Regions from separate parts of the Homo sapiens genome. Here region 2 is linked to region 1. A link is a contact called in ENCODE Hi-C or POLR2A ChIA-PET data. All regions are on one chromosome and are shown on one strand. The core of a region is the stretch at or near the end of the contact, and the rest is flanking DNA. Distances in the headings are between cores, read along the strand shown.

The links. Hi-C counts contacts between places; a loop is a spot of excess contacts on that map. ChIA-PET counts read pairs that join two places held with the same protein, here RNA polymerase II (POLR2A). Pooled maps may share reads with other maps.
Region 2: a loop to region 1 is called in a map with no recorded cell type, with 2.9 times the contacts of the local background. The contact joins the promoter of TAB3 here to the promoter of GK-AS1 in region 1. A Hi-C loop is called at or near these places in 1 of 168 maps with a recorded cell type or tissue (naive thymus-derived CD4-positive, alpha-beta T cell), 10 of 37 single-sample maps with no recorded cell type and 13 of 50 pooled maps. POLR2A ChIA-PET finds 5 or more read pairs at or near these places in 5 of 52 experiments (GM12878, OCI-LY7, activated B cell and 1 more).

What each region holds. Positions count from the first base shown.
Region 1 is chrX:30,715,320-30,720,984 of GRCh38, forward strand. It overlaps GK-AS1 (GK antisense RNA 1), which reads right to left and starts at 2,780. Exons shown (of 1, transcript NR_046603.1): 1 at 1-2,780. GK (glycerol kinase) reads left to right here. Exons shown (of 21, transcript NM_001205019.2): 14 at 3,219-3,297; 15 at 4,100-4,196; 16 at 4,692-4,776; 17 at 5,302-5,422; 18 at 5,533-5,665.
Region 2 is chrX:30,887,176-30,892,840 of GRCh38, forward strand. TAB3 (TGF-beta activated kinase 1 (MAP3K7) binding protein 3) reads right to left here and starts at 2,079. Exons shown (of 11, transcript NM_152787.5): 1 at 1,939-2,079. RefSeq lists a silencer at 1,735-2,124 and an enhancer at 2,285-2,454.

The sequences.
Region 1 (5,665 bases), core at 1,530-4,029:
ATCTTCCTATAGCCTGTTTATTAGCCTTTCACTTTCCAGGCTACATGTCTAGTTTTAAAATAATTTATTCCTCTTGCCCTGTTATAATTTAATTTATTATTCTTTACACCCTCTCACTTTCATTGCATCTCCCTTAGTGTACAACTATTAAGCTTGCATGCATCTTTTCCAGGGAATCATAACCTAGAACAAGGGCTGATTCAAATTTGTAGATGATATACTAAAGTATTGGATCTTTATACTTAGGGTGTAATTTATGGTAACTTAACTGATAACAAGTAGACAGTCACCTTCTTTTATCATTTTAGGTTTTGGCTGCTATACTCTTTTCCTGTCCAGCTTTGAAACATTATTACCATCTTCCATTTTATTTCCTGCCTCTGAATTCAGAAGACCACATGTCTTTTGTGAATTAGAGATGTCTCTCATTTTTATTTCTTTAAAAGCTAAATCATACCATGTATTATATCCTGACAGCAAAATTATTTACTTTTTTCAGATAAGTGTTTTTATCTACCTTTTATTGTGTTATATTGAATCTAGTTTTTCAATCACAACAAAACACTTCTGTGTATTCCTGATGACAGAATTTAAAACAGTTATCTCCTGGAGCCTTAACAGTGACTATGTATTTTTTTTCTTTTGTTTTAATCTAAATAATACTCTGATTCTCAACTAATTACCTCTAATCAAAACCTTGATTTTCCTTTTGCTAAAATCATATTGCTTTCTCTTAAAAATATGGTGTAAGCATGTAACATCCTATCTTTTTCAATGGAAATGAGGTATATCAGCACGTGGTTTCCTAGAGTATAAAGTCCCACCAGCTGTGCCACAAAATCACTTTACTAGACTCCTAGCACAGTGGCTTCTAAAAATTCGCAGTTTAACTGTACTTGCCTAAAACAATTATGTATGCATTTCTTGGTTAGATGCTATTTAAGGACAGTGTCTTTGAGAGTATAAGGAGGAGGGACACCTGTTTTTGTTTTTCTTTTTCAATTAGGTCTAGAATTATACTGCCCATGGCAGCCATGGCCACATGCAGCTATTGAGCACTGGAAATGTGGCTAGTCTGAATTGAGATGTGCTGTAAGTGTAAAGTATATACCAGATTTCAAAGATAGTACAAAAAAAAATCTCAATAATTTAATATTGATTTCATGTTGAAATTTTTTTTAATACATTGGGTTAAATAAAATATTAATTTTACCTTCCTTTTACCTTTTTAATGTGGCAAAAATATAAATTACATATGTGACTCACTTTATATTTCTGTTGGACAGCACTGGTCTAGAAACTCTTACATATTTACTAGTATTTGGCAGCTGCTATCTCTGAATTGTCTGTTTCCAAAGGAAATTTGAATCTTAAATCTCTTTAAACCAAAATTTTACTTAGTTCTCTTGAATGATCCCACTAAGTACCTAAATATGTAAATGTGTCAAACTTAATACAACAACTTATTTTAGGCAGGGAATGAGCTGTGTTAGAGTCCCTTGTAAGGTATTTCTTGAATTGTTTTTGTCCCATTTTTAAAGCCTTGTCATATTTGCACAGCTATGCCAGATCTGTTCCTCAAATACTTCCTGTGGTTAAAAAGCCATTTTATATATGTAATGATACAGAGTACTGTATGTATGTCTACATATATAAAAATGTATAAACAGAACAATTGTGGCATTCTGTAGCTTTGCAGTAACATAGTAACTTCTCATAGAAGCTATGAATGATGGAATATACCAGCATATTCATTCTCTAGTTTACTTACATTTTGACAACTGACAACAAGAAGGCATGACCATTTGTAATTCAGTTAATAGAACTGAGGACAGGTCCCTACATTTAATATTACCTGACGTTTGGTTTGGAGTGACTCTGTGGAAGTAATTTACATTAATAATCTATATGAATGAACTATCAGAGCTAAAAAAAATTTCTTGGTATTCCTAATGGTTCGTGCTGATACTTCTTTTTTTTTTTGCCTTCAGGATCTTTTTATAATAGCTTTATTGAGATATAGTTCATATTCCACACAATTTACCCTTTTCAAATATACAGTTCAATGGTTTATAGTAATACTATATTTACAGATTTTTACAACCATCACCACAATCTAACTTTAGAACATTGTCACCACCCCAAAAAGAAACCCCATAACCACCCCCTATCCCCCAGCCCAGGCAACCACTAATCTACTTTCTGTCTCTATGGATTTGTCTGTTCTGGACATTTCATATGAATGGGATCGTACAATATATCGTCTTCTGTGCCTGGCTTCTTTCACTTTGCATAATGTTTTCAATGCTCATCCATGTTGTAGCATGTATTAAGACATCATTCCTTTTCATAGTCCAATAATACTCCATTGTGTAGACATACTGCGTTTTATCTATTCATCAGTCAGTGATATTTGGCTGATACTTTTTTAACATTAAAGAAATTAATGAAGTCAATATTTACATTTAGTAAGAACCTTCACATATATTCTCATATTGAGCCTCACAGTAATTTGTTTAGGTAAGTGTTGTCATAGTCATCATTTTATAGGTGAAGAAATGGAGGCTCAGAAAGCCTAAGTAACTTAGGCAAGTTACTTAGATGAACTTGCTAAGATTAACTTACTAAGTTACTTAGATTAGTTACTAAGATTACACAGCAATTAAGTACTAGAACTGGGACTCAAAGCCAGTTTATCCAACTCTGAAATATGTTTTTATTGTTATTGCCACAGCTCTAGGTGATTTTGTTTTAAAGAAAAATTACTTACTAGCTAGCTTCTTTGCTTTTTGTTTTCTTGATTTACTATACTGTTAGATATGGGAAACAGACTTGAAAAAACTTTTAATGTGGCCTCTCCCAATAATTTTATGAACAATATGGCAATATATTTCTAAGTGATAACATACCTCAGTAGCTTAGCAACAGACAGAAAATTGTTCAAGAAGCAAACTGATCAAAGATCAATGTCCACCTATGGGGACAAATCCAAGGGTGTGCTGGAAAGCTCACTTCTTTTCCTCATCCCGTGAAAAACTTTTATTAGTGACTTAGATAAAACTATGTTTGTATTAGAAGACCTAGTTTACATATTTGTCGGAGTCTCAAAATGGAAACTGAATTCTGTCCATCTGATTGTGTCATACACAGAATATGCTCAATAAAAACCTTGGATAGTGATAAAATATATTCTGTCTTGAATTCCTTTTTTTCTTTAGGGTTCTGTAGCTATAGCTGGTGCTGTTATTCGCTGGCTAAGAGACAATCTTGGAATTATAAAGACCTCAGAAGAAATTGGTGAGTGTGTTCTAACAAAAGGTTAGAAAATCTGAAAAATGACACATTTCAGTATTTTATCTCTGCAAAGTAAATACTTATGCTTTGCCCCAAATGTGATCCATAAATTATATGGATCCCTATTATGAGTTTGACTTATGCAAAAGACTATCTTGTGAAGATTTATAAAACAAGGAATTGACATAATTAGTGGTGGTTGTTAATAAACTGGCAATGTAGGGCATAAAAATTACCCAAGTGTAAAATTGAACACTGGAGATTGCCAGAACCTGCAGATAGAGAAGTTGAGTTAAATTTATCTGATGAGAAAGAGCTTTAACTCTTAGATTAGAGTGAGCATTAAAACTCTGGTACCTATAATTTAAGTATTAATACGGCTGTTTTCAGTCTATAGATAATTAGTTTGAACTTACCTACTCACTCTTTCATCCACTTGCTTAACTTTGCCTGAAGGTGAGACAATCAGAAATACATTTCTGATTAGGGACACACTAGAGGCCACTTTTTCATCTCCTAGTCAGCAACCTTAAAAATAGTGGAAATGAGCTAAAATACCTTAAATAAATGAATCTGGTTCCTTGATTTCTTGAGCTAGGCTACATTTTAGTGGGGGGTATTTAATGTGAGAGAAACTCATTTCTGTTGATCCTAGCATACTACTGTAGTTAGCAACATTTTGCTCTACCAATGAATTGGAAACCAAAACCCCTGTCCTAATTTTTCTAATTTTTAAAATAGGTATGCTTATATAATAATACACAATATTTGTGTGATTTTTGTTTTGTTTTGTTTTTAATGTTAGAAAAACTTGCTAAAGAAGTAGGTACTTCTTATGGCTGCTACTTCGTCCCAGCATTTTCGGGGTTATATGCACCTTATTGGGAGCCCAGCGCAAGAGGGTAAGTATTGAAAATATGGAGTGCTTTTGGGGATCTTGATTTATTTACCAAAGTCGTTAATAACTTATTAGTTTCTTATCTATTTTCAAATAATTATAATGTGTTGAGAAAACCTTTTCTTTTTGGAGAATATAATTTCAGAAACTTTAAGCTCCAAGAAGTTATGAATCAGCTGACAATAACCCCTGCCATATCCGTATTCATGTTATCTTTTATCTTCATGATGTCTGTAAGTTGTATAGTGAAGGGACATCATCATAATGAATACTGATTCAGTTTTATGATGCCATCATCTTTTCAAATGTGTCATGAATTTTTTCATACATGAATGCAGAATTGTGAAATATAAGGACTTTCTGAGTTACTTAATGATTATGTCCAATTTTCTCTTCCTGGACATTTCTGTCTACCAAATTTGACCTTTTCATATTTGAGATATTTCAAATTGATTGGTTTATATCATTCTAATCTGAAAATCTTTGTGCGTATTTTTAGGATAATCTGTGGACTCACTCAGTTCACCAATAAATGCCATATTGCTTTTGCTGCATTAGAAGCTGTTTGTTTCCAAACTCGAGAGGTAACAAATATGGGCCTGTTTTCTTGTACTTAGTTCACTTTTATCACTCTTAAGTTATATGTTAACACCCGAGATTTATTCAGTACTGAAAATGTAGTTAATCAAATATTAAGGCTGCCTAAATACTAATCTAAATATAAGCAGGGTTTTCCCCCTTTTTCCAGCTGTCATTACCTTCTAAGTTCCTGTTCCCTGTCAGGCACTGGGAATTTTATGGTTGTGGGGAGGCTGAGTGGCACACATTAGGCAAAGGAAACAGCACAAACATAGGCATCAAGGCAGAAAAACAGGGTGCAAAATAGAGTTGTATAGCTTAGCTGAATATCAAGGTGAATGCAGAGGTGTAGTGAGAGAAAAGGTTGGCTGTGACCAGATCAAAGAGGGCTTAGAAGACCAGAATAAGAAGTCTCAATTTATTCCATAGGCTCTTGGAAGCTCTTGAGAGTTTCTGAGTGGAGGATTGCCATTTTCAGAGATGTTACTATGAAATAGATTTATAACATTAATTGCACTGGTTTATTTAAGATTTTGGATGCCATGAATCGAGACTGTGGAATTCCACTCAGTCATTTGCAGGTAGATGGAGGAATGACCAGCAACAAAATTCTTATGCAGCTACAAGCAGACATTCTGTATATACCAGTAGGTTAGTAAGTCTTCATTCCTTTAAACTCCCAGAGTAATGTTTCTTGTGGAATAACTAGTTCTTTGGGCATATGTAACCACAAAGATATTGATGGAACTCTCTCTCCTCAGTGAAGCCCTCAATGCCCGAAACCACTGCACTGGGTGCGGCTATGGCGGCAGGGGCTGCAGAAGGAGTCGGCGTATGGAGTCTCGAACCCGAGGATTTGTCTGCCGTCACGATGGAGCGGTTTGAACCTCAGAT
Region 2 (5,665 bases), core at 829-3,328, 170 kb after region 1:
ATACTATTCAGGACTAGAATAAACAAAATATTTGTTCTTTGAAGTATCTTGGGCATGCTGACACAAGAGGCAAAGTAACTGAAAATATCTGAATTTCAGATAGGTCACTACCAGCTATCAGGAATCTCTTTACAGATCAGCAGACTTCTAGCTCAAATGTTACCTCTGGCTAGAAAATGGACGCATCTGAAAAGAAAAAAAAACCTTGAGATTATCTGGAGCCAAGGACACTGAAAGCTTTCAAGATTACCAACAGAACTGAAAGGTTTCTTTGTAACACAAATTTCCATTTTCATAAAATTTGTATCAGTCAGCACAAAAACTTACGCAGAGTATGGTGAAAGAACACACACTCTAGAATCAGACCTACATGAGTTTGAGTTCTAGCTCTGCAATTTACCAGCTATATAATCTCCTCAGCGAAGTCGCCAAAGAATATTGGAGGTTAGTATTGTTCTGTGCAATCGGCATAACATTATCTTTAGCATAGGGTAGCTGTGAGGATCTCCAGTGCCTGAATATAATCGACGTTAGCTCTGTTTGCTCCAACAAACTGTACACAATGTGGTATCTATAACTGAGGGGAAGACTCCATCAAATAAACATATGGATGAAAATTCAGGGTGACTGAATGCAGATTATGTTCTTTCAGATGTGAAGATGAAAATCACATATTTAATATTTACCTTCACTGAAGTCTTTCCCTTGATTAAGCCAGTTGTAAGCAAGTGGGGGCGGGGGCTGTCCCTACGGTTGTAAAGATTCATATCACACACTGACTAAAAAGCATGTATATGTATGTGCCTGTATTCTTCCGGTGTTCATAAAACACACCATCACAAAACTTACCATGGGTGATGAGGCCCTTTATAATTTAACACTGTGCAAAATTAAACTCTCATCTCAAAAAACCCTTTCTTCTTCCACGTGTTCTTGTATACTACTGCAAATCATTACTAAAGCAAAGAAAAAAGTAAATTCTCTTATCCTTTCAAAATGAAAAAGTGCGCAAAGAAAGCTCAGTTTGCCAAACTGTTCCCTTTTCTCATTCATTCTTGTTCTTTTAGAAACCAGAAGTAAATATACTGTATGCCAAAATGACTGCCTGATTGACAAACGTCACTGAAGAAACACATCGAACTGACAAGCCCGGTCTGGACCAAAGGTGGCAAGTTTTCTTAAATAATTTAAATAAGTTACATTTCAGTAGAAACAGAAGGATTTACACTTTAACACATTAACAAACTTTGGATCTTTTTATGCAGCTTACTTTATGCCTCACCTGTCCCTCACCCTTCAAATCCTGCTTTTACGCACTTTATGAGCTGGCACACGGTAGTAAACTACAGAACTCCAACTGGGAATAACTCTAATCTGTTGTTGGACCTCAGAGGACTGCTTGTGCGATCTTTAAAGGAAAGCAGTGTTTTCTCCTTACTCAACACCTACCAACAGTCATCTGGAAACCTCCTCTCCAACAATTCTTACTATACTGCTACTAACCTTCACATCTCTCAACACCCTCAACGGCCCCCACGCTGGTGCTGCTAGTCCTCATCCTCAAACACCTTCCTGGGGGCTTAAAGCCGGTCCACAGAGGCTCACTCTCCGCAATGCCTAGGGTCCGGCGAGGAAGGGCATCGTCCCCTCCGTTTGGGGGACCAAGGCCAATCAAGTCGACACCCCACCCCAGCCACTCCCTCTCCCCTCGGCCTCTCGGGGCGTCTGGGGCGGGCGCGGACGCGCCAGGCCCTGCGCAAACCTCCGGCAGCCCCGCAGTTCCCGCTGTCAGCCGCAGTCCCGGGCCGGGGTGAGTCCCCGGGACGCCGCAGTTGCGCACACGCCCACCGTCTCAGGCACAGGGTCACTGGGACGATCCCGGGGGCGCCCCCGACGTCCCTGCTCGGGCAGGTGCCGGGCCTCCCCGCGGACACTCACCAGGCGGCTGCTGCTCTCTGGCCGCCGCCGCCGCCGCCTCGCCCTCACGCCCGTCGCCTACTCCCGCGGGGGGTCCGGGCCGGCGCCGCTTCCCCGCCCGAACCCCCAGGGTACGCGCCGTGCAGGGCCGGGATCCGGTGTGAGCCGCCGCCGCCGCCGCCGCCCCCTTTCCTCCCTCCTCCCTCAGTGCGTCCCTCCCACCGAGGCCCGCCTCGTATTTCCTAGATCCGGTCTGAGCGAGAGCTTGGCAAGCAAGCTCTGGCTTCAGGGCTTCCGTCGGGCGCCGTCGCTCGCCAGGCACAAAGATGGCGCCGCCGGGTACTGCCCAGGGCGATCTCGCGAGGCTTCCCCCACAGGAACAGGAGGGCGGGGGCCCAAAGGAAAGGTGATAAGTTAGGGAAGCCTGAGCAAACGCTTCCCATATCGGAAATGGGCAGTACCAGTTACCGAAGAAGTTACTGCGCCTGCGTGCGCGGGTAATGACGCATGCCCGGAACGGCCCCTAAAGTAGGACCTAGTTCTCCAGGTTTTACCTGTTTCCACTAGTGGCGCGGGGCGGGGTAATGAAACCCAGTCAAGAAACCCAGTAAAGGGCTTGGCAGGACCAGGCACCAAGTGAGAGGCGTCCCTTAAGGCTTGGTCATCCCTCAGGAGCCCGAATGGCCAACACACTTTTTGCGTCCCCGGGAGTCTTCTAACCCTTTGCTTGTCCTTATGGGTTTTGTCACCGAGTATTCTGTGCAAAGCCTCAGCTGCACCTTCTTCATCCTGTTATGGGTTCACATTATTAATCAAGAGCTTCTTGCTGTGTGCTTGCAGATGGCCTCACAGTTGGCAGCCACAGTCCTCCTGTTTCCCACATCACCATCTAACTTTCTCTTTCATTTTTAGTGCTACATGAGCCATCTGATACTAATAATTCTTTTTCCTATTTTATTTTTTCTTGCTCATTCATTCAAACGTGTGTTGTTCAGTTTCCTATGTGCCAGCTACTGAGGAAATGCTGTGATCTCAGGGAGCTATTGGTCTGGGATGGAGATGAATGAGAAAAAACAATGACGACACTTTAGCACAGTAAGTTCTATGATAGAAATGAGTACAGAGAGGAGTGACAGATATGGGGGGAGGATATAAAATACATCAAAGAGGAAATTCCTTTTTTTTTTTTTGAGACCGAGTCTCACTCTGTTGCCTAGGCTGGAGTGCAGTGGTGTGATCTCGGCTCACTCCAACCTCAGCCTCCCAGGTTCAAGTGATTCTCGTGCCTCAGCCTCCCGAGTAGCTGCGACTACAGGTGTGTGCCACCATGCCCGGCTGATTAGTTTTGGTAGAGACAGGGTTTCTCCTGTTGACCAGGCTGGTCTTGAACTCCTGACCTCAGGTGATCTGCCCGCCTCGGCCTCCCAAAGTGCTGGGATTACAGGTGGTGAGCCACCGCGCCCAGCCAAAGAGAAAATTCTTGAGCGGTGTCTGACAGGCATAGGATTTAGTCCAGTGAATCACTCAGGGCGATAGCAGGAAACAAACCACCCCAATTATTTCAACCAAGAGAATTTAATATCAAGAATTGATTATTAGGCAACTGATAAGGTCAGAGAGAACTCTTAATGTATCGCAGAGGTAGCAACTGCAGGAAGCAGCTACTATGCCTAGAGCTAGGAGGAGGAAGGGAAGAGGTTGGGATTATTACAATTTAGACGTTTAGAGGAATTGCCTTGTGGAGGTAAAACTCAGACCTCTGAGAAAGGAGCAGCATCTGCTGGTGCTCGTGTCTTTGAGTGGGGCTCAAGACGTTGTCTCTGCAAGTGTGGGGAAACTGCAAAGGATCCAACTGCTGCTATGGGAAGGAAGTTCTCCTGTCCCTCTGGGAGCTTCCAATCTCCCTCTAGCCTGGGGATGAGAATGTGACACCTGGACTGGAGCTGAACTTGACCCACATCCTGAAGTAGAGCAGCTCCAGTGTCAAGAGCCACTCATTTTGGAAGCTGGATGTGGTCAGAAAGGGGGTCATTCACTCCTATCACACACCCCACATACTGGGGCCCATCGTGCTGAAACATTTGTAGAAAACCTGCTTCAAGTTCAGGTTTCGGACCAAGCAGAGCAGCCCCAGCCAACTCACAAACCCATGAGTGAGAAATAAATGCTTATTGTAGCATGGCACTGAGACTTTTCCTTATTACGTGGCAAAAGTGGACTAATACGGCAGCTCTGTTCCACAAAGTGAGCCACGGTTTAGTCTCCCTATGTCTTCTTGCTCCACCATTCCTAGACTGTCGTCCTAGTCTACATGGTCCAGAATGGCTCAGCACGACATCACATTTCAGTCATCAAGGGTGTGAAAGCCTACCCATTTCCTTTAAGGGCATGACCCAGAAGTTGTTACCATCAACTTATGTTCACAACCCACTGGCCAGAACTTAATCACGTTATTGCATCTACCTGCAAGGGAGACTGTGAAATGTGGTCTTATTCTAAGCAGTCCTGTAACTAGCTAAACATTCCATGACTTTGGAAAAAACATTGAGGGGACAACCAGAAGCCCCATAAAATTATCAAAACCCAGACCTTATTTGAAGTTATATCTTGTCCTCTCTCCCAGTTGGATCCTACCACCAATGAGGAGCTTGGAGTCAAGGAAGCAGGTGTAACCCTTCTCTTTCCGTCCCTTAGGCTTCTACTTCTCCTACCCTATCTTGCTAACCATAGCTGTATCTCCTCCAGGGATGAAGAGGATAGAAATGGAGGTGGCAAGGTGTTGCTTTACTGATCCTTTCATAAGATGGCTTTGTCCTCTCTGGACATGGCAAATGCCGAAAATTGGCTCTTTGTTGATTTCTTCTGTGAGTTCTTCTTAGGGTCCCACTGGGGAGATTCAGGAGTACCTCTCAGGACACAAATGAAGCTCTTTCTTCCATCTAGCCTCTCTCTCCTCAGCCCTTTGTCTCTCTTACTTTTCAATGCTGCTGTAAGTCCTCTATTGGTTGTCAATGCCTTCTATGTGACTGGCATCCGAATGCTGGCTCTCATAGGGTGAGTATGATTGTTCAGGACCCCCTTCACTGCACATTTCTTAAATATGGACTCAATCCTTTTAAACTTCTCCTCAGCCCCTGTCTCTTGTGGAATACCTATAGTTTCTTACTGCCAGTATCGCTTCACCAACTGGCAAGCCCTTTGGCAGGCACAAGCAAATGGCTCAAGTTATTTTGCCTTCTGAGACACTCACCTGATCCATGAGAAGTTCACAAGTCCTTGCCATGCTGAACAACAGACATGCTGCCTTGTCATTGCTGCTCCAGCAAGTTTTCTGCCTTCAGAATTCTGACAAGAGGCAGTCTCAGTGTCTATACTGACATGGGCCTCCAAACTCCAGGGATACATAGCAGGCTCTCTCTAAAACTTTCTCTCCAGGTTGGACCTACAGATAGCTTCAGTTCAGTAACCAAGCATCTGGAGGGTGATATATCTTGAAGACATTCTTAATCAGCTCTCATAGGCCACCTCACTCTCATTTTTCTCATTGGCTTCCCCTTTTTCAATGGGAGAGAAAATGTACAACACCCCCTTTAAGGTAATAACTAATAAACCTCTCCCTTGTAGTCTTCTCTTATTTAGGCTGGAGGAAGTGTTTGAGTGAGGCCATAGAACCGGTTTTGTCACCTCTTGGTGAGTCCTGTAGAGAAGTGCCTAGGAGCTCTCTTTGGAATGTGATAGTACTTAGTAT